Regions from separate parts of the Homo sapiens genome. Here regions 1 and 3 are each linked to region 2. A link is an interaction called in ENCODE POLR2A ChIA-PET data of the cell type or tissue named here. Cell type or tissue: CD4-positive, alpha-beta T cell. All regions are shown on one strand.

Region 1 (8,000 bases), 99 kb before region 2:
TGTAGGAGGGTTGGGGGAACTGTGGGGAGCTGGGAGAGGGGCTAAGCCATGCTGGGGTTTGGGGGTCCTACAGGTGCCAAGCAGAGGGGGGACTCTTCGGGTACCAGGCTGCATGGCCGGGTGATGCAGGGTAGGGGACCGCATGCAGTTGCGGGGAGAGTGGGGTGGGTGGGGATTGGAGTATGGTTGGGCGGGGCAGCTGCTCAGGGCTGCGCGTTACATAAATGTTCCCTGGCGCCACAGCGAGGCCGCGAGCGGAGCAGCGCCCCGAGTGAGAGCAATTGCCTCATCTTATCAGGAACACAGCGTCCCACATGCTGCTCTTGCCCAAGCCGCAGGCCCAGGCGGGGACAACGTGTTCTCTCAGAGAGCCAGCCGGAAGGGGGGCGCAGGGGCTCTCTCTCCTTCAGCTGAGCCCCCAATCCGCCTCAACACCCAAGTCCCAGGCCCTCCCCTCTCCCCCACAGCAGCCACATGCAAATGCAGCCAGCTCAGGAGTGTGCGTGCTCCAGCTCAAAGCCTGAGCTCAGACTCGGGCTGTGGCATGGACTCCACTCTGCTCTGCCCTCCTGCGCAAAGGGCACGCTCCAAGTTATCTCCTGCAATCCAGCCTTAGCCAAACTCCCCCCCAACCCCCCACAGGTGAGTGGGCCCCCCCACCCCACCCGGCTCCAGCTGCACCTGTATAAACCACACTGCAGATCTTTCTGTCTGCGAACCTCCTGTGGGAAGCCTGTTGAGTGGTCATTTTTGCAATGTTTCCAATGCCCGGTACCAAGCTGGGGCCAGAGCAGCGTCTGCCGCAAGGGCCTCTTCTGCCGGCCTCCTGCTGGGTCTTCTCTAGGAAGCCTCGCTGAGCTCCCCTTCATGGAAGGGAGAAGGGAAGAAATGCAACTCCTACCGGGAGGTCCTGGAAAGGCAAATGAGCCATCACCCTCACAGGGATGTCTTGGATACAACAGACCTCTGGAGCGCAAGGGTCCATGTGGGTGTGTATCTGGAGGCAATGGCAGGGGCAGCGCTGGTCAGACTCAAAGGGAGGCACAGGGAGAGGCTTCCAAAGAGAAATTGCTTGCCCTCAGGCTCCCAGGCCACTGTCCCCAGTCTCCAGGTATTCCCCACCAGTGAGTGGGCTGTCATTCACTGATGGACAGCTCTGCCCTGTGGGCACTGGTTTGGGGCCACTTCTAGCTCCCAACCTCAAGACTGCAATGTTTTTCACTCCAGGAAGACTGTTCACCCTCCTGTTCTGGAGCAGGTCAGCATGGCCAAACACAGGGGCTGATCAACTGCTGGCCTCCAATGAAACTCAGGCATACAGCCTCAGGGGTAGCAGAAAGGCCTGGCCTCTGTGGTGGGGGGTGGACTTCCTAACTCCTTAGGAGGCCATTTGACTGTCCTGCTCGTCTCTAGAAATGTTAGTGGTTTATTAAGCCACATGGAGCTGACATGCACATGGCTTCGCAGGAAGTCCAGGTTGGAAGCTCTTACCCACCCACTGAGCAGGTAAGGGAAGTGAGGCCCAGGAGGAGAGAGTGAGCTGTCATTCAGCTGGCTGGCGCCAGAGCTAGAGCCGCAGCTGGAACCTGCCTGGGGCAAGGAAGCAGCCTGCTCTACCTCCACTCCTTTGTTGATGCCTCAGGGATTGTCATCCAGCCTGTTTCTCAGTCACTGTGAGGGTTAAGTGGGAGAATACGTGGGGCACATGCCTGCTGCACAGTGGTGCTTGGAGGAGATAACAATGTTATCACCTATGGGCCAAGGGGCCCCGGGAAGCATGTTTGTGAGCCGCCCAGTAGTGAAAGAGACATGGGGGGCAGGTGTGCCCTGTCCCAGGCGCTCTGGTCTAGTGCCGCTGATCACACACTACTATCCACTCTTCACATGCAAGAGCTGGCAGGGTGCTGAAGCCTGGCTGGAGACTGCCACAGTGTCGGAGGCAACACTGCTTCAGTGAGAGAATCCTCCTTGGGCAAATGTGTGGCTCCACATTTCTACAATGCTTGCGAAGATATTTTTTAAAGTAGGCATTTTTCTTGTTGCTTTGCTTTGTTTTCGAATAGGATAACTTGATCCTAAAAATTCATACAGAAAAACACACAGTAATAGCCAGAAAAAAATCCTGCAAAACAATGACGTGGGGGAAACGAGACCACCAGGATTCAACACAGTTTCGTAAGCTGATCACTGGCCAGTGAAGCCCAGCAGAAATGGCAGAATTAGAACGAAAGGTAGTGGTAACTGTGCAAAGGACAGAGTGACATCTCGAACCCCTAGGGCAGGGAGCAGTCAATACATGTTATGAGGACACTTCGGTAGCATCTGGAAAGGCTGGGTTCATACTTCCCACCCTACACCAGGATAAATTCTAAATGGGTCAAAGATTCTAATGTGAAAAATAAAACCACAAACATTCTAGGAGAAAACTGTAAGACAGAAGTTCCTTCTATGAATCAAAGTCCACAAACCATAAAAGAAAAGACTAAAGGCTGGGCATGGTGGCTCATGCCTGTAATCCCAGCACTTTGGGAGGCTGAGGCAGGAGGATCACCTGAGGTCAGGAGTTCAAGACCAACCTGGCCAACATGGTGAAACCCCGTCTCTACTAAAAATACAAAATCAGCCGGGCGTGGTGGCGAGCGCCTGTAATCCCAGCTACTCAGGAGGCTGAGACAGGAGAATCACTTGAGCGTGGGAGGCAGAGGTTGCAGTGAGCTGAGATCACACCACTGAACTCCAGCCTGGGTGACAGAGTGAGACTCAGTCTCAATCAATCAATCAATCTATTTGACTGCACAAAACAGTATACTATACTTCTCCATGAACAAAGTCACCATAAACAAAGGCAAGAGATAACTGACAAAACTGAGAGAAAAAATATTTGCAGCTCCTATCACAAACGGCTAATCTCCAATACAGAAAGAGCTCACAGGAATTTTAAAAAGAAAAATATCCAACAGAAAAATGGGCAAAGCCCATTCATAAAAAAGGAACTACAAATGGCTCTCAAATGCATGAAAAGATGCTCCACCTCATCCATCAGGAGCTAATGGCAGATGAGACACACTGAAATGCAGCTTGGTAGCTTATCACCTTGGTGAGGCTGCAGGTAAGCAGGCATTCTTTGCTGATGGGAGTACAAACTGCTACAACCTCCATGGAGGGCGATTTGGCAATACCTATTAAAATTAGAAATGTGCACACCCTTTTACCCACATCTGAACTTTTGACATCCTAGCCTACAAACGCATTTGCACACCTACAAAACGGGATATGCTCCTGATTAGTCAATGCAGCAGGAACCTGAAAACAACTCATGTCCTTCCACTGGGGCCTGTCAAATAAATTATGGAACGCACATATAACAGAACACTATCGCAAAGAAGTAGAATGAGTTCTTTACAAACTGATATGGAAAGATCTCCAAGCTGAGTGAGGAAAACAAGGTTGAGGAGAGATGACCAGCAAGGATCTACGTGCGCCTTGGCCTGTATGTGCAGAGAGAGGGTCCCTAGGAAAGTAGGAACAGAGATCACCCAGGGGAACACTGAGCAGATGGAGAACAGGGAAGGTTGACAGAATTTTCCCTGGGGAAACTACTTAAATCTTTTAGATTCTAAAACACACAAATGCATTTCCTATTCAAAAAGTTAAATTCAAAACAAAAAATCCATAGCAAACTAGAAAATGCTAGCCATCAATAATGCCAATTTAAAAATCAGACATTCAACACTCTGGGCACATTACTGGCCCCATTCTGTATTCCCTATTTCAAAGCACAGTTCCTCATATTACCCCAAGAGCTCTCTTAAAATAACAATGGTCGCCCAGGCAGATTCTCCTCAGAATGTGCTGGGCAGTGGCTTCCAGGATGAGAAACTCAAAAATAGCAATAAAGTCCAATCTAGCTTTGTAGGAGATGTTCCCAGGGCAGGGCTCCAGGGCTTTAGAGCCCCTGGGTCACGCTGCAAACTGTCCTATTGGAGAAGGGCCCTCCCTGATAAATTGTTTGATAGGCCCAGCAGTTTAGAACGGGTCAGACCTAAAAGGCTATGGGTGACAAATATTCAGCAAAGGATTTAAACAGAAGCAGTTCCAGAGTTGTAATTCCACGTCAGAAGCCCCCTTCAGGCTCCTGAATACCACACTCCTGCCATAAGACCACTTTGTGACACCACTGTGGGCTGAAAATTAGCCCAGGTGGATGGCAGCTAGGAGAGCCAAGTCCATCCAGCCACTAGGATGCAGATCCCAAGTGCCACTGTAGGGGCTCATGAGGAGTAGGAACCAGGGAATCTGTGGACTACTGGGAAAGGGTTTTCTCTTGCACCAAGAGAAAAGGAAGGAGGGAGGGAGGGAAGAAAGAGGGCAGAGCACGTGGTGGGTAGGGAAAGGGACACAGTATGGAAAGGCCTCTTGGGCCTGCCTCTGGCTGTGACGTCTGGGGTGGGGGGTGGGGGGCACCAGCCTTGACAGTCACAGGGGAGATCTGCAGAATCTCACAGAGAAGTCCAACTGCTTCTTGACACGAACAAGCACCTGCACAGCCAGCCCCAGCTCTGCACCCCAGGTGCCCGTGCTCCCAGCCGGCTCTCTAGGCAACTGAGGGAGGGGCCCCTGTCTGCAGAGCCTTTGGCAACCATCGTGGCCCACTTCCTCTTCCTGTGTCTCCCCTCCCCCAGCCTTCATTTCCTCCCCCTGCCCTCTCCTTCTGTGTCTCCTGGGGGGGACCTTGCCTGCAGGGACCCCACCCTGCTAAGCTCTGCTACAGACACTCAATGGCACAAACAGCTGCATGTACACTCTTTACAGGGGTGCAGCTTTTACTTTTGGCCTGCACTGGGCTCATCTGACTCTACCAACCCGGAAGACAGGAAAGTGTTGATGTGAAACCCTTGTCAGAGGTGAGAAACCAAGTGACCTCACCAAGGTAACACACCCAGAAGGGTGGGCCTGAGGCTAGGCTACACCGGGAAGAAAGACATTCTCACAGCCCCTCCCCAGCATGGAACAGGAACACTGCTGCCCACGTTCACGTTCCAGGAGGAGCAAGCAGGGGCACCCACCCACAGTGCGGCGAGGCTACCCTCTGCACCCAGGGGCCCCTGCTGCCCCCACAGCCAGGCTCTACGAGGCCTATTTCACGGCAGGCTTGCCCAGGCTGGGGGCATGTGGGCCTGAGGACCTGTGGGGGACCTCCACGGTCCCCAGCTCCCCTGCAGCAGGAGGCTGCAGCTGAGGAAGGAGCCAGGCAGTTCCCTGGAAGGGCCCAGCGCTACCAGGCAGCGCACTCAAAACAATGGCACTCAGAAGCCCTGGAGGAGCCTCGGCAGGCTCCTCTTCCAGGCCCAGCACCTGCCACCTGGCCGGCTCCAGGTGCACAGCAGGCTCAGTTTTCTCAGGAAAAATGTGGCAAGGTTTCCAGCAGAATATAACGAAACAATGTATTCTTCAGGGTTGGTTTCACAAAGTAAATACATCCGAATTAAAATGAGCTTGTAATTTGGACGACGGGCCTAAAAAACGCCTTTGGTTTTTGAGGGAGCCGAGACAAAACAACAACAACAACAAATTAGACAACGGTCTGTTTTTTCTGAAACAGGTGAACAGTGCCGGGGCTTCTGCTAGGAACCTCCAGACCCCCAGGGAGGAGCTAGAAAGCCCCCAGACCTCTCCTGCAGCAGCCCAGGCCCATGGAGCCACCAGGGGCTCTCGGTCTTGCCCACTAGGAGCAAGTTACCCCTACCCTTTGGGAAAGCCCTTGTGTTCAAAAACCCTCTTGCAGAGAACAGGTGACCTGGCAGCCCCGGGCCCTGTCCCTCAGCCCTGCCCGCAGGTCTAGTAGCCCCCTACATCCTGCTCAGGCTTGTCGCAGCCTAAGTGCGTTGGAGAGGGCCTGAAACAGAGCCCCACTGCCTGCCATGTGGGGAGACCAGTGCTCTGGGGGGCCACCTCTTCTCAGGAGACAAAGCCCACCCTCTTCCCGGCACAGGCCTGCCCGCTGCATGTCCGTGCCCACACCTTCCTCCCTGTATCCTGCTGGCCCTGTTTCCTAAGCCCTTCCCTGTCCTAACCTAGAACAGGGCCCTAACCTTAAGGCAGCTGACCCCAGGGACACCAGCCGGGAAGAAAAGCAGTGCCACACTCTGCACTATCCCACGGCCAGGCCCCCAGAAGCTTCAAGGTTGGAGTGACCCCCTCTGCAACAGCTCTGTACGGGACTCCAAGACCTGAGGCTACCTAGGTCTGCCTGATGCCAAGGGAGGGCTAGCAAGAGCTGGGAGGAGCCACTGGGGCAGGAACCCTGTTCTGTGTCCTACCTGCCTCCCTCCCCCAAGACCACAACATGCGGGGTGGAGGGCTCAGCGCTCCTTGGTGTCATCCCCAAGGTTACTGGAACCAGGCTTCACAATCTGTTGGATGGGGTAGACGAGGGAGAGTAAGCACACGGAGCCAGCCCAGCTGTCTCTCTCGAATGTTCTTCTGAACCACCAATGTGAGCTGCTGATAAACAGCCCCTGGGAACGTGGACAGGGAAGAAAACAGACTACCAAGTGGCTGAGCCCCACCCTCAAATGCACACATGAAATGCATATGCCAGAGCTCTAATTGCAGGAAGGAAACAGAGGTTACCTCAGGAAGATGGGATTTGTGTGTGACTGTCCTTTCTGCATTTCTGCCTTCATCAAATGAATCACTTTGGACAGTCAGAATTAATGCAATAACACTATGTAACAAAGTGGTGTATGTACACACACGTACCTTTCACCCAAGCTCCAGCTCACCACTGGGACTGCTTCCACAGAACCCAGCACCCCAATCCCTAAGAAGGGAATAGCACTAGTTTGCATGAACCAGTACACTGCCTGGAAAGGTTAAAAGGACCACATGCCAGAATTTCATAAAGGTGTTTGCTCTCCTTTTGCTAAGGGTTACAAAACACACTTGAAAATTTCCGTTCTCAAGGTCCCTTTTAAAAACAGAAATAATAGAATACCAATGGTTTCTGCCAACAGAAGGCCAGAAGCCACCTGAGACAAGGGCTCTGGAGCTTCTCTCCTTCACGCACACCCGAGTCACAACCCTTATTGCTCCTCAATGGATAAGTAGGGAGACGTATATCGGCCCCTTGCCACAGAAGCTTCCAGATCATGGATTGTGCAAGTGAAGGCCTTCTCCAGATGAACGGTGCTACCTGTGGACTCATGAGAGCTGAACCCAAAGAACAGACATTTCCATTTCCTTTCCATTGTGAGACCCTCATCACTAGCTGCCTCCCAGGGGAAGCCAGAAGCATCTTCCCTGAGCACGGTAGGGTGACGCATGTCCAGCTGACCCCACTGCCCCCGCCTTTCCTCTGCCATCTTGAAGGGAATGTTCCCTGGCTTCAGGAGCCAGTGTGCGGTTAACATCCTTGTTCTGGGCATCGGGAGGCAATGTGACTGCTTGCGTACCAACACAGCCCTGATGGCTGGTGATAGCCCAGGGGTGACATTCCTATGCACCTCTTCAGATATTTTCTGAAACACAAGGCAAGACAGGAATATGAGGTTGGAATCCACAATTACAGAGCCAGGTTTATTTAGCTGATAAAAATGCTCTTCATTTGAGGCTGATCAAAAGTAAAGGCAATTTGTATCTAAAATACATAAAGAACTCAATCTCAACAATAAGCAAATGCCAATTTAAAAAATGAACAAAAGATCTGAACACTCTTACCAAAGAAGATAGAGAGATGGTAAACAACTGTGTGAAAAGGTGTTCAGTGTCATTTGTTATTATGAAAATTCAAATTACAACGAGATATCACTATACATATTTATGAGAATGGTTAAAATCCAAAACACTGACAATACTAAATGCTGGTGGAGCAACTGGAGCTCTCATCCATTGCTGCAAGCATGTTAACCACAGGGGAGCTGACCAGCCACTTGGGAAAACGATGTTTTGACAGAAACTGTAAGAATGCAGACAATCGCAACTGTACTATAGTCAACCTG
Region 2 (8,000 bases):
TGTGTGCGTGTGCGCATGTGTGTATTTGTGCGTGTGTGTGTATTTGTATGTGCGTGTGTATTCGTGCATGTGTATTTGTGTATTTGTGCATGTGTGTATTTGTGTGTGTGTGTATTTGTGTTTGCAGTGCAGCTTCTGCATGGCAGGTGGGCTCCAAGACTCAGGGTTTGGGCGGGGCCTAGAAAAGAGATGTTCAGGCAGGCGGCAGCATGGGAGTGGGGCAGCTGGTCTGGCAGCCCCTGAGAGGGCAGCAGCGGACAGGAGGAGCCCTTGGGGCTGGGGCTTTGCTGGGAGGCACCTGGCTCCTGCCCCACTGATGGCTGGGGTTCACTTCCTGGCCCTGCCATGGAGGCTGGGCCCTAAGCATGCCTCTAGCCCCCAACTCAGTCTCCAACCCATGAGTGGCCCCAAGTCCCCAGAACTTTGCCTTCTGAGGAGAACTGGCAGATCTGAGACTGGGCTGCGGGTGGGAGCGGGCAGGCCTGATCAGAGCACCTTCTGGAAGGTGGGGAGTCAGAGCAGGGCTTCCGGTCAGTAGCCCCGGCCCTAGACGCCCTTGGGGGACCTGTGCATAAAGGATAAAGAATGGTGGACTCCAGCCTGAGCTGCAAACTCGTGACATGCACCTCTTCGGGCTGAGAGCAGCTCCTTTTCAGCCCTCCTGATTTCTGGAGCCACCTTTGCAGCGGCCTCTGCCCTGCCATCTGCCTTGGCACATCACTGTATTCACCTCACTGCCCAGTTCTGCTCTGACGCCTGAGGGAGCTGCTCGGAGCAGGTCCCAGTGTACCCTGAGATCCCTTCGGCAATATAGCAGTGTCCCACGACTGGAGGGGGAGGGGGCAGGGCGTGAGGGAGCATGCAAGGTCCCGGACAGGGACTCGCTGCTTCTCCAGCCCCAGCTCTGAACAAGTGGGGACCCCAGCGCAGGTGTGAGACTCAGTCAGGGCTGCTCAGAGAGTGGAACTAACCCACTCAATGACAAAGAAACGAGGCCCCACTGTCCCTAAACAAACGCCACTCGTCCTCTGGCAGAGGGGTATCTTTTGGGGATTTGAACATGATCCCACCCTTCTTTTTCTTGCCTTTAACACAAACCACACAACAGCTGCACCCGCCTTGCAGACAGCAGGATCTGGGTTGAGCCCTCAGGCCCAGCTGCAGCGACATTGCGTGTTTTTGTCTTTTTGTGGTTTCTCCCTGGGGTTAGGCAATGTTTCGTTTCTCAGCACAACGACCCACTGAGCAGGCCTCTCTCCGCGGTGTCAACAGTGTCATCAGTGGAGGGGGCTGGGGCGGGGCGGGGGGGGGGTTCTGCGCTGTGCCTGCCTCTGGACTCCTTCCCAGCAGATTAACTCATTAGGAAGCCCCAGTGTTCCCCAGAGGTGCTGGGTGGAGGGGGACGCTGGCCGAGGGGTGTTCTAGTGAGATTAGGATATAGCCAATGCCTAAGGCGGTGTGCACTGCTCTGGGATAGGGGCCACGTTTATCACCAGTCGCCCGGCACTGGCATCTCAACTAAGAAGGCCCCAGGCTCTGAACCAGCAGCCCCTCTGACAGCTGGGCCAGACTAAGCTGGGGCCCCATGATGTCCCGGCTTCCTGGAAGTCAGCCCCATCCCAGTTTCTCTTCTGTCTCACCCTCTGCGTCCCCAGCTGACCCCGTGGCCTCCTCTGAGGGCTACCCAGGGAGTCCCTGCAGGTGCCAGGTGTTTACCACATGTCGCCTCACTTCCAAGATGCAAGGGGTCACTAGAGGGCAACAGCAAGGCTGTAACGTGGGGCTGGAGCCCCAGCCTGGTGACTGCAAGACCACCCGGCTCTCTCCTTGCACCATCAAGGCACATCAAAGGGCTGCCTTCACACCTGTGTGCTCGGCCAACCCATGCAGACTCCTGCACCCGGGTGTCGATGCCCCCTCAGCCTAAAAAGAGACTCCTGACCCTGGGGCTTGGGGCCTTCCCAGGGACTCCCCAGAGCTTCTGCCTAGACAGGCCACCCCATGCCAGACTCCAGGTCCCTGATCCTCCTGCCCCCCCACCAGACCCTGCCCTGTTTGGTGGCAGCCACAAGAGCTCTCACTGTGGAGAACCCTCCAATATCCTAATATCCCGCCCACTCCTGAGTGCTGTTCGGCGGCTGCGGTCAAAGTCCATTTCGACAGCCCCGTTCACTCTCCTAGCCTAGCTCACAGCTTGGGTGGCCTGAGACCCTAAACAAGGTCGGCTGGGAAAATCTATTGCTTCCCTGATATCAGCAATGCCGCAGCAGGCAAGGCCTTTGCCTTCCTCACCCCTTGCTGGCGGCCCAGTGTCTAGAGCACCACACCAGGAGGGAGGCCCCCCGGAAGGCCCTCGAATAGCAGAGCTGAACGTGCACAGCTGCCTGCCCCAGACCTCTCTCTGTGGCAGAAAACGAGCTGCTGCCCTAAGCCTCTGGGGTGGGCCCCTGTCCCTTGTAGCCAGACATTTTTCTAGCTGCTGCCCCAATGGACCCTGCAGACCGGGGGCCCTAGGACCACCGAGTGCAGAGGTGGGGGCGGGTGCCCTCTGCCCCCTCCACTCCCTGGAGCCCAGCAGTCTGGGCAGTGGGGTTACCCCCTAAGGGATGCCACAGCCCACCAGCTCCCCACAGAGGCGGCGTCCTGAAGCCCCTCTGTCACCGTCTCTTAGTTGTCCTTTCTGGCTCAGAGCATGCACAGGGAAAGGCAGGAGGCAGGGACAGGTCTGCAGGTGAGAACCACTGGAATGGACTCTGCCTGGGGATTATTTGTGGCCAGTCCTGGTGAAGGTGCTTCCTGAAATGCCTTCTCTCTGTGCCCCTTTGATACTCCCTACTCCCCTATCTCCCACAGTGGGGCCTTTCCTCCCGGCAGCCCCCTCCCAGTGCTTAGTCCAGGGTGGGGAGATGGGGATCATGGGAGGTGCTGGGGAGGTACGGTTCATGTGAGGCCTGGGGACCTTTGTATGGGGTCCCTAAAGCTGCTCCACTCCTTCCCTAGGGTCCCCAAGCCCAGGACCTCACAGTCGCCCCTGCCCCCTGCCCCTCATCCCCCTCCTTCTCAAAGCCAAAAGGTTCTGCGTGCTGCTCTCCAGGGCTCCTCCTCTGGATCCTAAGCCCATAGCTGAGTTTAGGCCTCAGCCTGCTAAGTGCACGTTTCCTGAAGCCCACCCATAGCAGGAGACACAAGAAGGGGTGAGGGAGGGCTGCCGGGCAGCCTAGGTGCCACTCGGATGGCAGGGGTGTTGGGGCCGGTCCCCTGCCGCCCCCTGGAGCTGGCAGTCCATTTCAGAAGCAGAAACAGGAAGTCCTTCCTGACTGCCAAGCAGGGCAGGGCAGGTGCTCAGTGTGGCCCAGCTGCTCAGAGCAGGCTGGTGAGGCCCTGGCAGCAGGCACAGCAGGGCCCCGACAGCAGGATCCCCAGCCGAAGACACTCTCTGGGCCACAGGACAGGGAGCCGGCCACAGGATCAGCCCACAGTTCGTGGCTGGGAGCTGGGCATGGGAACGAGAAGAAAGACCAGCTCAGGAACCGGCAACCACAGTGGGTTTCGGTTCAACCAGCGTTTGCGGAACCCTGGCTTTGTGCCAGGCAGAACACTCAGCACTGGAAAGGCGCCAAGGGGAAGGTGGCGCAGGCCTGCCCATCTCAGTTTCTGCTCTGAGCAGACGGGTCACCCAGGAAAGGGCCACTGCAGAAACACGTGGAGATCAGACAAGACACAGTGGGGCTGGTCCCCGAAGAAGCAGTCCCCAGATGTTGGCTGGGTGGGGAGGGGAGTGTGGGGTTCGAATCAGCCAGGGAGGGAACAGGGCGAGAGCAGGACAGGCCGGGCCTGGCTAGCATGTGGCTGGCACACAGCTGAGGGCAAGACAGATGGCTGGGAGCAGGCACTGTGCTCAGTGGAACCTTTTCAGGACCCAGGCTGGGGAGAGACAAGCTGAGAGCAGAGGTTCGGGAAGATGGCAGGGTGGCGGCGGCAGCATTGCAGAGGTGGGATTGCCCTGGCTTTCAGGGGGGCATCACATCAGGGCCTTTGAGCTGAGCTGCAGAGTCTAAGTGGCATAGGGAATTTCCCAGCTCAAGTCAAGAGAGCTAGGACATAGTTAAAACCTGGAAAGGACGGGCAGGTAGAAGTCCAATTCCAGGTTCAGCCTCATTGGGTAAATGACGCATCGAAAACTATGCACGTGCTGTGGGATAAATTTCCAGAGTCTGCATGCTTAGGCCAGATTCTCTAGAGCAAGAGAGGGCCTGCCAAAAGGTCAGTGCATGATTCAGGTCTTTTGCAAGTCACCAATTCTAGCTGACTTTACACTGAAAGAGGAACTTGAGACAAGGAAGCCACGCTGGAGCTCCAGAGAGCCCTGGGGAGGGTGCAGCAGAATCACCTCAAACTCTCTCTGCGTTGGCTTGGAGCTCCTTCCTCTGCAGACAGATGCCCTGTGCTCCCAGACCCTGCCATGGGAAATGACTGTCCCAAATCCCCCCAAGTTTATGTCTCGGTAAAGTGAGCTAGGATCTCCTGGGGCCAGTTCTGCACTCCTGAGGAGGGGGCTTTGGTTGGTCAAGTGCACATCCCTGCGCTAATCCAGCGTAGCTGGGGCAAAGTCACCTCATCCGGATCAGAAAGATCAGACCCCAGGAAAGTGCTGAGAGGCGCTGAAGGTGTGGGGCTCATATACATGCACCCCAGAACCTGATTTACTATGCCCAGAGAAGATGGCATATGGCCGTGTGTTTGCCTTCCAGAATCTCAATGCAGCCTTGTTTGCATGTGATATGTGTGACATGGATGAACAGCAACAGATTTAGGGCCAGATAGGCTTCTTGATTTTTGTCGGATGTCTACAAGCCTGGCCTGTAGTGTGACCCCTTCAGGTGTTCAGCTTGGACAGTAAACAGTCATCAAGGGCTTGCCTGCCACACCAGGCTGTACCCTGAGGGTACAATGTAAAATAAGGTCCCTGTCCATAAAGGATTACCCAGGATCCAGGAGGAACTGGTGATAGGTCACTGTTATGTGCACTAGAAAGAGAGCTTAGATATTAACTTGCCCCTGGTTGTTTTTGCGTGTGTGTATGTGTGTGTGTGTGTGTGTCTGTGTGTGTGTGTATATTGAAGAACTTTTTTCCCCAAGCAAAATCCTACCTGAAACTCTTAACACGCCAGAGACATCCCCAAAGACAGGGGTGACTCCTCCCCTGGAGTAATTCCTGAACAAATCTTTGGAACCAGTTTGAAAGCTAAACGGGTCTTCACACCCCCAATGCTGGGTTTTTCCTCCTCCCCCAGGCTGCCTCGGCCTCCTTCCTCTCCACAGCACACCTCTTCTGAGTCCCAGGGTGAGCCTCTCTGGGATCCACAAAGACCGTGGGTGCCAGGAGGCAGAGTCTGGAAATCAGAAATGCCAGCTTTGGGCCATACATGGAGAGGCTGGGGATGAGCTGGTGAAGATGCCCCGTGGTGCTGACTCAGGGCTCCTGCAGCTCCCACCTCCAGACCCTCCTCTGCCTGGACTCCTGTGGGCTGCCCCTCAGACCACAGCCAGCCCATGATTCCCCACTGGACTGACCCACCTAAGTCCTCTTGCACCCCGTAGAGCATCGATGTGCCTACCTCATTTTACAGAGGAAATAACTTCCAGATAAGCCAAAGGAAGCCAAGGCAAACCGTGTCTACTCTGCCATATGTCACTTACATTACCTTATTAATCCCCACAATCACCTTTGTCTTTACACCTGAATAATCTGGAGTCTGAGCTCACTCATGTCCTCAAGCTCACACAACTGGTGTGGCCGAGCAGGAGTTTAGACCAGATCTCTGAGATTTCAAAGCCCTCACTCTGCAACAAAGGAGCATGGATTGCCAGTGGCAAGCGGAGGACACGGATCCCAGGCCCCATCTCCCATCCATGCATCTTTGACAAAACATGGTGAGTTCTCACCTTGTCCCTCCTGACTTAGAATCCTGAAAGGGACCCAGTGCCCATCAAACAACAGCTGGGAGGTTGGATCCCTGCCAGCCACAGGCGCTGCTGCTTGCAAAGCTCCATCTTTCAGCTCCACTGACTTACCCCAAAGGTGCATGCCTTTTACTGCTCCATACCCTGAAACGTGCTGTTCCTGCTGCCTTGAGTGCCCTCTCATCCGGGGTGGTCCACCCTGATTACCAAGGGGAAGCTGGGTGCTGCTATACACCAAGGCAGAAGGAAGGTCCAGAAGCCAGGGGGAGTCTCTGGGGTTCCTACAAGTACCTGCTGTCCGGTCATAAAGGTCAGTGAGGAAGTGCAGCAACAACCAAAGGCACAAATAAAGCCTCAATGATCCCATCATGTAAAGAGCCCCGACTAGCTGAGCTGCAGGCAGAAGGCGAAGGAGAGCTGCATTGGCTGGAGAGCACACAAAGTTGTAGATGCCAACAGGCCTCAGGACTACTTATAGGGGCTGGGCTTCATGGCTTATACCTATAATTCCAGTGCTTTGGGAGGCTGAGCTGGGAAGATCCCTTGAGGCCAGCAGTTCAAGACCAGCCTGGACAATCTAGTAAGACTCCGTCTACTAAAAATACAAAAAAATTAGCCAGGCATGGTGGTGCATGCCTGTAATCCCACCGACTCAGGAGGCTGAGGCATGAGAATCGCTTGAGGCCGGGAGGCGGAGCCCACAGTGAACCGATGCAGGTGCCACTGCACTCCAACCTGGGCAACAGAGTGGGACTCTGCCTAAAAAAAAGAAAAAGTACACAAATTGTAAGTGTACAACCCGACATAAAGCACACATCTGTGTAACAGCATCCAGGCCAAAAGCACATGGCCAGCACCCTAGAGCTCCCTCTGGGCCCCTCCAAGGCCTACCCTCCACCCCCTAGAGTGACCATCACCCTGACCCTAACCCCAGGTGGCAGTTCTGCCTATTTGAACTTTGTACGAATGGACGCATATTGTCTGTACTTTAGGGCCTGGCTTCTTTCTCTCAACTCTCTGTGTCTAAGAGTCATCTCTGTGGTTCTGTGTGATTGTGCATGGTTGATACTCGTAGTTATGAAGATTTCATGTACGAGGATAAAAGCAATTATTTGTCTATTCTACTGTTGATGAATATTTGGGTAGTTTTCAGTGTTTGTCTACTACAAAGTGCTGCTTTCATCTTTTTTTTTTCTTCTTTTTTTTTGAGACAGAGTCTCACTCTGTCACCCAGGCTAGAGTGCAGTGGCGCAATCTCGGCTCATCGCAATCTCGCTTATCACAACCTCTGCCTCCCAGGTTCAAGTGATTCTCCTGCCTCAGCCTCCTGAGTAGCTGGAACTGCAGGTACGCGCCACTAGCCCAGCTGATTTTTGTATTTTTTTTTAGTAGAGACGGGGTTTCACCGTATTGGCCAGGCTGGTCTCGAACTCCTGACCTCATGATCCACCCACCTCGGCCTCCCAAAGTGCTGGGATTACAGCCATGAGCCACTATGCCCGGCCTGCTTTGATCATTCTTAGGACCTATCTTTTGGTGAACACACACACACACACACACACACACACACACATATGTATTTCTGTTGGTTATATTCCTAGGGGTGGAATTGCTGGGTCATAGGCAAGCACATGTTCAGCTTTGGTCATGCACCTGTCTTCCAAAGTGATAACGCCAAGCCACTCTCCCCACTGCAGTCTGGTTTCTCTCCATCCTCAACTATGTTTGGGATTCAGTCTTTTACATTTTAGCCTTTCTAGTGGGTAGGTGGTGGCATTGCATTTTCTCCCTTCCCTCCCCTCCCCTCCCCTCTCTTTTCTCTTCTGTCTTCTCTTCCTCTTTCTTTCTTTCTCTTTCTTTCCTCTCTTTCTCTCTCTCTCTATCCCTCCCCTCCTCCTTCTTTCCCTCCCTCCCTTCTTTCTTCTTTTTTCTTTCCTTTCTTCTCTTTTCCTCTTTCTTTCCTTTCTCTTTTTCTTTCTTTTCATTATTTCTTCCATCCTTTCTTTTTCTTTCTTTTCTTCTTTATTTTCTTCTTT
Region 3 (8,000 bases), 130 kb before region 2:
CTTCTAACCTCCAAGCTGTCCTTGTTCATTCCTAGGTGTAAGCTGAACTAACTTTGGGAGAAAACTTGGTTTATAGTTTATAGTTTAAAACAAAGACTGTAACATCCCTTTCCCAAAGCAGACCTCCTTCCTGCCTAGGGACTAGACTGCCTTTGTAGCTAGGACTAATAAATTAGCCAAAAAATTAGAAATTATGGTTTAGGAGTCACGCAGCTGGAGGCTACAAGATTCTGACTTTCCCAAGTTGCTTCTGGGGATAACATCACTATTGTAAAGCCTAAGATCCCTAAAATCAGTGCTTGAGATATTTTGCAGACCCTGTACTCCATGGATCAGCTGGCACCACCCAGGTCAATAAACTGGCTCATCTGATCTTGTGGCCCCAAACCAGGAACTGACTCAATGCAAGAAGACAGCTTCGACTCCCTAAGATTTCATCACTGACCAATCAGCACTCCCAACTCACTGGCTGCCCCCCAACCACCAAATTATCCTTAAAAACCCTAGGCCGGGCGCGGTGGCTCAAGCCTGTAATCCCAGCACTTTGGGAGGCCGAGGCAGGCAGATCACAAGGTCAAGAGATCAAGACCATCCTGGCCAACATGGTGAAACCCTGTCTCTACTAAAAATGCAAAAATTAGGCCGGGCACGGTGGCTCATGCCTGTAATCCCAGCACTTTGGGAGGCCGAAGTGGGCAGATCACCTGAAGTCGGGAGTTTGAGAGCAACCTGACCAACACAGAGAAACCCCGTCTACTAAAAATACAAAATTAGCCGGGCGTGGTAGCGCATGCCTGTAATCCCAGCTACTCAAGAGGCTGAGGCAGGAGAATCTCTTGAACCCAGGAGACGGAGGTTGCATTGAGCCAAGATCGCGCCATTGCACTCCAGCATGGGAAACAAGAGCGAAACTCCGTCTCAAAAAAAAGAAAGAAAGAAAGAAAAACAAAAAAACCAACCCTCCCAGGGCACGTGTATCACAGGCCCTGAGGGGACAACAGCCAGAAAAGCTGGTGAATGTCCAGTAGGCAGAGGATGGAGGATCAGGGACTCTGAGGCAGACTTCTTGGGCCGGAATCTCAGCTCCACCACCAAGCAGCAGCATGACTTGGGAAACTCAATTCCACATACTTTGGGGGTTTCCCTCCCCCATTTTTATTTTATCAAATTAATTTTGATGTGATATTATTAAGTGAAATTAAATGTCAAAACTGTAGATGAAATGTTGCCATCGGGGAAATGCAAATCAAAACCACAATAAGGTACCACTTCACATCCGTGACGATGGCTATGAACAAAAAGGAGGACAGTAACAAGTGTTGGGGCATGTGGAGAAGCTGGACCTCTCATGGATTGCCAGTGGGAATGTAAAATAGTGCAGATGGAAACAGTCTGGCAGTTCCTCAAAACTAAACATAATGTTGCTACATGACCCAGTAATCCCACTCCTAGGTGTATACCCGAGAGAAATGAAAACTTATGTCCAAAAATAAATAAATAAATAAATAAGGAAAAAAGAAAACTTATGTCTACACAGAAGCTTGTACACACATGTTCATAGCAGCAGCATTCATAGCAGCTAAGGAGTAGAAATAACCCAAACATCCATCAGTGGATGAATGGACTTTAAAAAAATAGTATATCCATACGACAGAGTATTATCAAGCCATAATAGTGAGTAGGGGCCGGGCACAGTGGCTCACGCCTGTAATCTCAGCACTTTGGGAGGCAGAAGTGGGCAAATCACTTGAGGTCAGGAGTTCGAGACCAGACTGGCCAACGTGGTGAAACGCCATCTCTACTAAAAATACAAAAATTAGCCGGGCGTGGTGGCGGGCATCTGCAATCCCAGCTACTCAGGAGGCTGAGACAGGAGAATCGCTTGAATCCAGGAGGTGGAGGTTGCAGTGAGCCGAGATTGCCTCACTGCACTCCAGCCTGGGCAACAGAGGGAGACTCCCTCTAAAACAAAACAAAACAAAACAAAGGGAGTGGAGTACTAACACATGATACAACATGGATGAAACTTAAAAATTTATGCTAAGTGAAATGAGACAGACACAAAAAAGCCACATATTGTTTGATTACATTTATATGAGATATTCAGAAGAGGCAAGTAGATGAGTGGCTCCTAGGGCCAGGGAAAATGGGGGAATATCGGGGTGATAGCTAAAGGGTACAGGGTTTTATTTTGAGGCAATATTCTATAATTAACTGTGGTAATGGTTGCACGTCTGTGAATATACTAAAGGCCAATGGATTACATACAGTAAATGGGTGAATTATATATGTGAATTATATCTCAAAAAAGTTATAGAAAAAATGCACCTAGAGAAGTCTCACTTCCACCTCCATCCTCTCTGCCCATATCCACAGGACTTCTTTTTGAAAAAATAAGCAAAATCTATATAAAATACACACCCACACTCTTTAAAATACTCCCTACTTTCTTTCTTTTCTTTTTTTTTTTTTTCTTGAGACGGAGTCTCGCTCTGTCACCCAGGCTGGAGGGCAGTGGCCCAATCTGGGCTCACTGCAAGCTCCGCCTCCCGGGTTCAGGCCATTCTGTCGCCTCAGCCTCCCGAGTAGCTGGGACTACAGGTGCCCGCCACCACGCCAGGCTAATTTTTTGTTTTTGTATTTTTTTTTTAGTAGAGACGGGGTTTCACCGTGTTAGCCAGGATGGTCTCGATCTCCTGACCTCGTGATCCGCCTGCCTCAGCCTCCCAAAGTGTTAGGATTTCAGGCGTGAGCCACCGCGCCCGGCCAAAATACTCCCTACATTCTTACTCAGGTAGGATTGTCTTCCATGTACTGCTTGGCACCTTCCTTTTTTTTCCTTTAACTTAACATTGCACCCCAGCGCTGTCAGCATCTCTCTTTGGCCAGTGCACAGCGCTTCTCTGTGGAGATGTTAGCCTCATGGACCGCGCCCCCAGGAACAACCTTGCCTGCAAGTTGCTTCCTGTCTGTCCAGGTGATCCCTGTGGGAGCCCCCTGAGATGCAAGGGCAAAGGCAGTCCAGGCTTGGCAGATGCCGCTGCCTGTCCCCCCACCTCTCCACCCACCACCCTCGCAGACAGAAGCCCGACCCGGTGCCCTCCAGCCAGGCAGCATGTCCTTGACTCTCCATAGAGGCCTCTGTTTGCTCTGTGAACAGGGCTGTGGTAGTAATGAGACGGGAGGATGGATACAGGTCCAGCACTCAGAACGATGCCTGGGCCATAATGAACATGATCTCAGTGGGAACTCTCATCATCACCCACCTCACCTTCAAGGCCAAAGCAGCGATGCCTGGCTGGGAAAGCTCTGTCTTTGCTTCCTCTCTGGTCTTGGAGCACCGAAGCGGCTGCAGCTGCGACCGCAGAGCACAGCGGGGGTTGAGCCCTGCGGAGTGGCGTGTAGGGAGTACTAGACGAGTAGTGGGAGGACCGAGGGACAAGGGTGCTGGGATGGGGCTGGATGGCCGGCACCCTGCCCTGGCTCTGAAACCCCCTGGCGGGTGGGTGCATCCTAGGTCTGAGGGGGACGGGGGGGGGACGGGCCGGGGGTGACGGGGTAGGTACTCTTTAGCCGGGTTTAGGGAAGGCCTCTCATGGGGGAGCAGTGGAGGAGAGGCGTGCAGGGAGTGCGCAGCACACCTCCGTCACCTCCATATCTGGACCGGGAAATGCAAAGGCCGAAGGCCGGGCCCGGCGGCTGCTTACTGAACGCTGCATGCCGCTAGGAGGTCCCAGTAGCCCCAGCAGGGTGGGGGCTGGCGGGAAGGTAGGGGCAGGCCGAGTTCTGGGAGAGACGCAGGTGCCAGGTGGGGTGGGATCTAGAGGCCCCTGGAGCAAGAGGGGAAGCCGCTGTGGGTTCTCCTTGGAAAGGGCTCGCGCGCCCGCCTCCAGGCTTGGAGGCTCTCCCAGGCTGCGGTCGGTCTCCGTCCAGGCGGGTATGGTGGGGCTGGAGCGAGCGGTGCTGCACAGTCGTGGAAAGGGGCTCTGCTTTGCAGGTGGAGCCGGCAGAACTTGCCTCCATGCTCTCCAGGCGTAGCGGACCTGGCTGGAGCCGGACAGTGCACCTAGAGCCGTTTCGGACCGGCTCACGGCAGCCGCCTAGACCTCCCGGAAGCGTCGCGGGCGGGGGCGGGGGCGGGGGCGGGGTGGGGGGCAATCACAGAAATGGGTGTGGGGCCCCAGATGGGGCTCCTGGCCCAGCCCCGAGCTGACCCTTGTCTTGGGCCGGTGCAGGACCCCCATTGTTAAAATACCGCGAGCAGACTCTACTGAATTTCCAAAACGTCACCCAAGTCACTGGCTCCTTCCTCCGAGCTATTTCTAGGGCGGACCCCCAGGACAGGCCTGAGGGGTCAGGGAGGAAGAGCCGAGTCCCGTGGACACCCTGCAGGCCCCTTCAGGGGCGGGACAGTCGCGCGCGTAGAGGACCCAGGATGCGCCGTCAGGGTCCTGAGGAGCGCAGGGGACCCGGGGGAAAAGGACGCGGGTGAGAGCTGGGAGAGCAGGGCGGGGCCACATCAGGAGGGGCGTGGCCTGGGCGGCTCGAGGCTCAGCACCGCCGCCCCGTCCCCGCGACCCGTGACTCGGCGCCCCAGCCCGCGGCCAAAGAGGTGGCGTCTACCCCAGTCTCACTGATAGTCGCTGCCCGCGGTACATGAGCTCACGTGAGGAGAAGAAACTTAGAATGACAGAGTGCAAAGCACAGTGACAATCCTTATCGTTCTCTCCCGGACCACAGCATCATCCTTGTGTCATCTGAGCTCGCCGTGGGCTGGGGGAATCGCAGTGGGCAGAGGGCGCTGCGAAGTGGAGACGACGTACTGCGGCGGCCGCGAGGGCCTGGGGCTGGCCGGGGTCCGAGGGGGATGGAGACCGCGACCCGGGGGTCGGGGGCGAGTGGGCAGCTGGCGGGTCTGGCCGCTCGCTTCGGAGGCAGTGAATGGCCCGGCCGGGCTCGGCGCCCGCCCAGCCGAGGGCTCCCCCGCCTCCGGCCCAGCCGTCCCGGCTGCCCTCCGAACGCGGCAGTCCGCGCAGGAATCCTCTGCCTTCCCGGGGCCTTCACAGATCCTCCCCCGGGCCGGCAGTTCACGAATTCCAGGAACTTACTAGAGCCTGGGAAGCCCGGGAAGCGCCTCCCGCCGGGCTCCGCCTCCCCCAACCCAACTCCGCGGACTCCTCGAGGGCTCCTGACTGCCTGAGGAGCGCAGTAACACCCAGCCCACACAGCCCCACACAGCCCCCCACAGCCCCCCTACAGAGCCCCCACACAGCCCCCCAACAGTGCACCTAGAGCCGTTTCGGACCGGCCCACGGCAGCCGCCTAGACCTCCCGGAAGCGTCGGGGGCGGGGGCGGGGGCGGGGTGGGGGGCAATCCCAGAAATGGGTGTGGGGCCCCAGATGGGGCTCCTGGCCCAGCCCCGAGCTGACCCTTGTCTTGGGCCGGTGCAGGGCCCCCATTGTTAAAATGCGGCGAGCAGACTCCACTGAATTTCCAAAACGTGGAGTTTTGGAAATTTGGAGCACAGCCCCCCAACAGAGATCCCCCCTCCACAGCCCTACAGCCCCACAAACCCAGCCCCCACAGACCCCACACCCAGGTCCCCGCACTCAGCCCCGCACAGCCCCACAACCCCGACACCCACAGCCCCACACAGCCTACACAGTTCCACACCCAGCCCCCTTCAGCCCCCCACAGCCCAACACCCAGCACCCACCCCCACAGCCTCCTCAGCCCTATACCCAGCCCCCCCACAGGACCACAGAGCACCCCCAGAGGCCCACACAACCCCCTCAGCCCTACAGAGTTCCCCAGAGACCCTCACAGCCCCCTCAGCCCCACACAGCCCCCCCACACTCCCCCACATTATCCACCCCCGCCATAGTCCCCACAGCCCTCCACCCCATAGAGAAGCCCCATGCAGTTGAGAATGTACATCCTTTCCTGACTCAACAGCCTAGTAAGGGTCAGGACAAAATGCCATGGCCAAGAGTGCCATGAACACTGTTTGGGGACAGGGATGGCCAGAAAGGCTCCCACCAGACATGACCTGTGGTCTGGGTCTTAGGGGATGAATGAGATTTGAGTAAGGAAGCCTGTTTCAGCTCAGGGAGCAGACCAGAAGAAAAGAAGGAAAATAAACACAGGGATAATGCCGAACACAGAGATAAGGGACACAGAAGCCTGATTCAGTAAATCCACCTTCAACTAATAGGAATTCCAAAAGAAAAGAATGTAGAGGGAGGGCAATTAACAATACAAGATTAGAGGAAAGCGTTGCAGACCTAAGGAACAGACCTAAGGAGACATGGGTCTGCAGATGGAGTGCTCCGTGGAATGCAGGATCAAGGAAAAAATGACCTGCCTCTAAAAATATCTGAACAAAAGTGCAGAGCAACAGGGAGTAAGATTGGTTGACAGATTTCGAAGATGGTAAAAATAAAATGTTCACGGCAAAGGCTGAGAACTGCAGTGCATCAGATCCCCATCAGTAGCAATGGTTGTAAGAAGATGATTGGCAAGTAATTTTGAACCTTGTTTTCTATACTAGGCCAAATTATGAATCAAGCATGGGGTAGAAAAAAGATACTGTTAGACCTCCAAGGACTCAAAAAAGCAGAAACCCATCGTCCCATGCATCCTTTCTTGGATAGTTACTTGAGGATGTATTCCAGCAAAGTGAGAAAGAAAGCTAAGAGAAAGACCTGGGATTGACTCTTGAGTGATCCACCAGAGGGTGGTAAAGGGAGTCCGGGGCTGTGCTCCCACTCAGGGACAAGGAGTGGGGGTGCGGATCCATGGGGTAGGAGAGGGCAGGGGAGGTCTTGAGAATAAAAGGGTGGCAAAACTGAGGCCACATCAAAGGCACATTATTATTCTGTTATTAATATTATTCTGTTAATAAAAAGGAAGCAAGGCAAATAAAAGCTATAGGGAAAATGTATATAACAAAATTCAACTTCCACTGTAAAGCAAACTAACATAGGATAGGATTTTCAGTTCCTGAGGGAAGGCAAAATGAGTTCGCCCCATTTGCTCTGGATGCTAAGAATATCTTCCTTGTGTGGTTGGAGACGGTGGTGGTGGTGTTGATGACTTTAGGCCCATAGAGAAAGAAATGTGCCCCTGGCCCAGCGGTTAGCTGTGCAGTGAGTAACATGTAACAGTGACATGCCCAACTGCCTAGGGGTGTAGAGGCTCCCACTGTTGCAGTTCGAATCCACTGGGCTCCACTTTTACTATAGACTAAGCTGCAAAAGTAAAGGCTGAGGAGGATGGTGTTGTGGGACCTAGAGAGAGTGGATAGCAGAGGCCATCCTACTCCCACCTTCCATGAAGGGGAGTCAAGATGCAGACCAAAGGTATGGTAGTAAATATAGGGGAGTAAGAGCTAATGTAAAGTTTCAGAGAGAATCTGCAGAAGAGTTAAAACACTCCTCTAATGTAAACACAGGGGGAGGAGGGAGAAGGTGCAGAGGGTAGAGGGGACTGGAGGTAATTACAGTTGATGCTTGAACAACATAGGGGTTGGGACCGTTGATCCCCTCCCCCATTGAGTCAAGAATCCACATAAAACTTTTGACTCCTCAAAAATTTAACTACTGATAGCCTGTTGACGAGAAGAAGCCTTGCTGATCACATGAACAGATAATTAACACATCTTTTGTATGTGAGATATATTCTGCATTCTTACAATATGGTAAGCTAGAGAAAAGAAAATGTTATTAAGAAAATAATTATAAGAAAGAATATATTTAGTATTCATTAAGTAGAAGTGGATCATTATAAAGGTGTTCGTTCATTCTCATTGTCTTCATGTTGAGTAGGCTGAGGAGGAGAAGAAAGAGGAGAAGCTGATCTTGCTGTCTCAGGGGTGGCAGAGGCAAGAGAAAATTTACATGGAAGTGGACCCACGCAGTTCAAACCCATGTTGTTCAATGGTCAACGGTATTCATCTTTCATATTAGGAAGCCAGTGTATTTTGTCAAATACTCATAAA

What was found. Peaks named below come from ENCODE experiments on the same cell type or tissue, not always from the same donor. Only the 100,000 strongest peaks of a DNase experiment are listed, where the experiment ranks them.
Region 1: POLR2A ChIA-PET joins it to region 2 with 29 read pairs; 10 of 35 experiments call an interaction of 5 or more read pairs at or near these places.
Region 3: POLR2A ChIA-PET joins it to region 2 with 12 read pairs; 5 of 35 experiments call an interaction of 5 or more read pairs at or near these places.

What each region holds. Positions count from the first base shown.
Region 1 is chr15:31,358,273-31,366,272 of GRCh38, reverse strand. The region is part of intron 1 of KLF13 (KLF transcription factor 13); the gene reads right to left. Among named protein-coding and RNA genes, the nearest start is that of KLF13, 35 kb to the right of the region's middle. In CD4-positive, alpha-beta T cell, a CTCF peak has its summit at 259; DNase peaks (open chromatin) are centred at 242 and 4,672; H3K4me3 peaks cover 4,430 bases; H3K27ac peaks cover 7,897 bases.
Region 2 is chr15:31,259,737-31,267,736 of GRCh38, reverse strand. No RefSeq gene overlaps it. Among named protein-coding and RNA genes, the nearest start is that of LINC03034, 33 kb to the right of the region's middle. In CD4-positive, alpha-beta T cell, no CTCF peak of the experiment used is centred here; DNase peaks (open chromatin) are centred at 1,196, 1,606, 3,576, 4,286 and 1 weaker place; H3K27ac peaks cover 3,239 bases.
Region 3 is chr15:31,388,963-31,396,962 of GRCh38, reverse strand. It overlaps LOC105370939 (a long non-coding RNA gene), which reads right to left and starts at 4,079. Exons shown (of 2, transcript XR_001751466.2): 1 at 3,272-4,079. It also overlaps a transcript of KLF13 not described here. RefSeq lists a silencer at 4,417-4,466. In CD4-positive, alpha-beta T cell, no CTCF peak of the experiment used is centred here; DNase peaks (open chromatin) are centred at 3,410, 3,850 and 4,592; H3K4me3 peaks cover 2,015 bases; H3K27ac peaks cover 642 bases.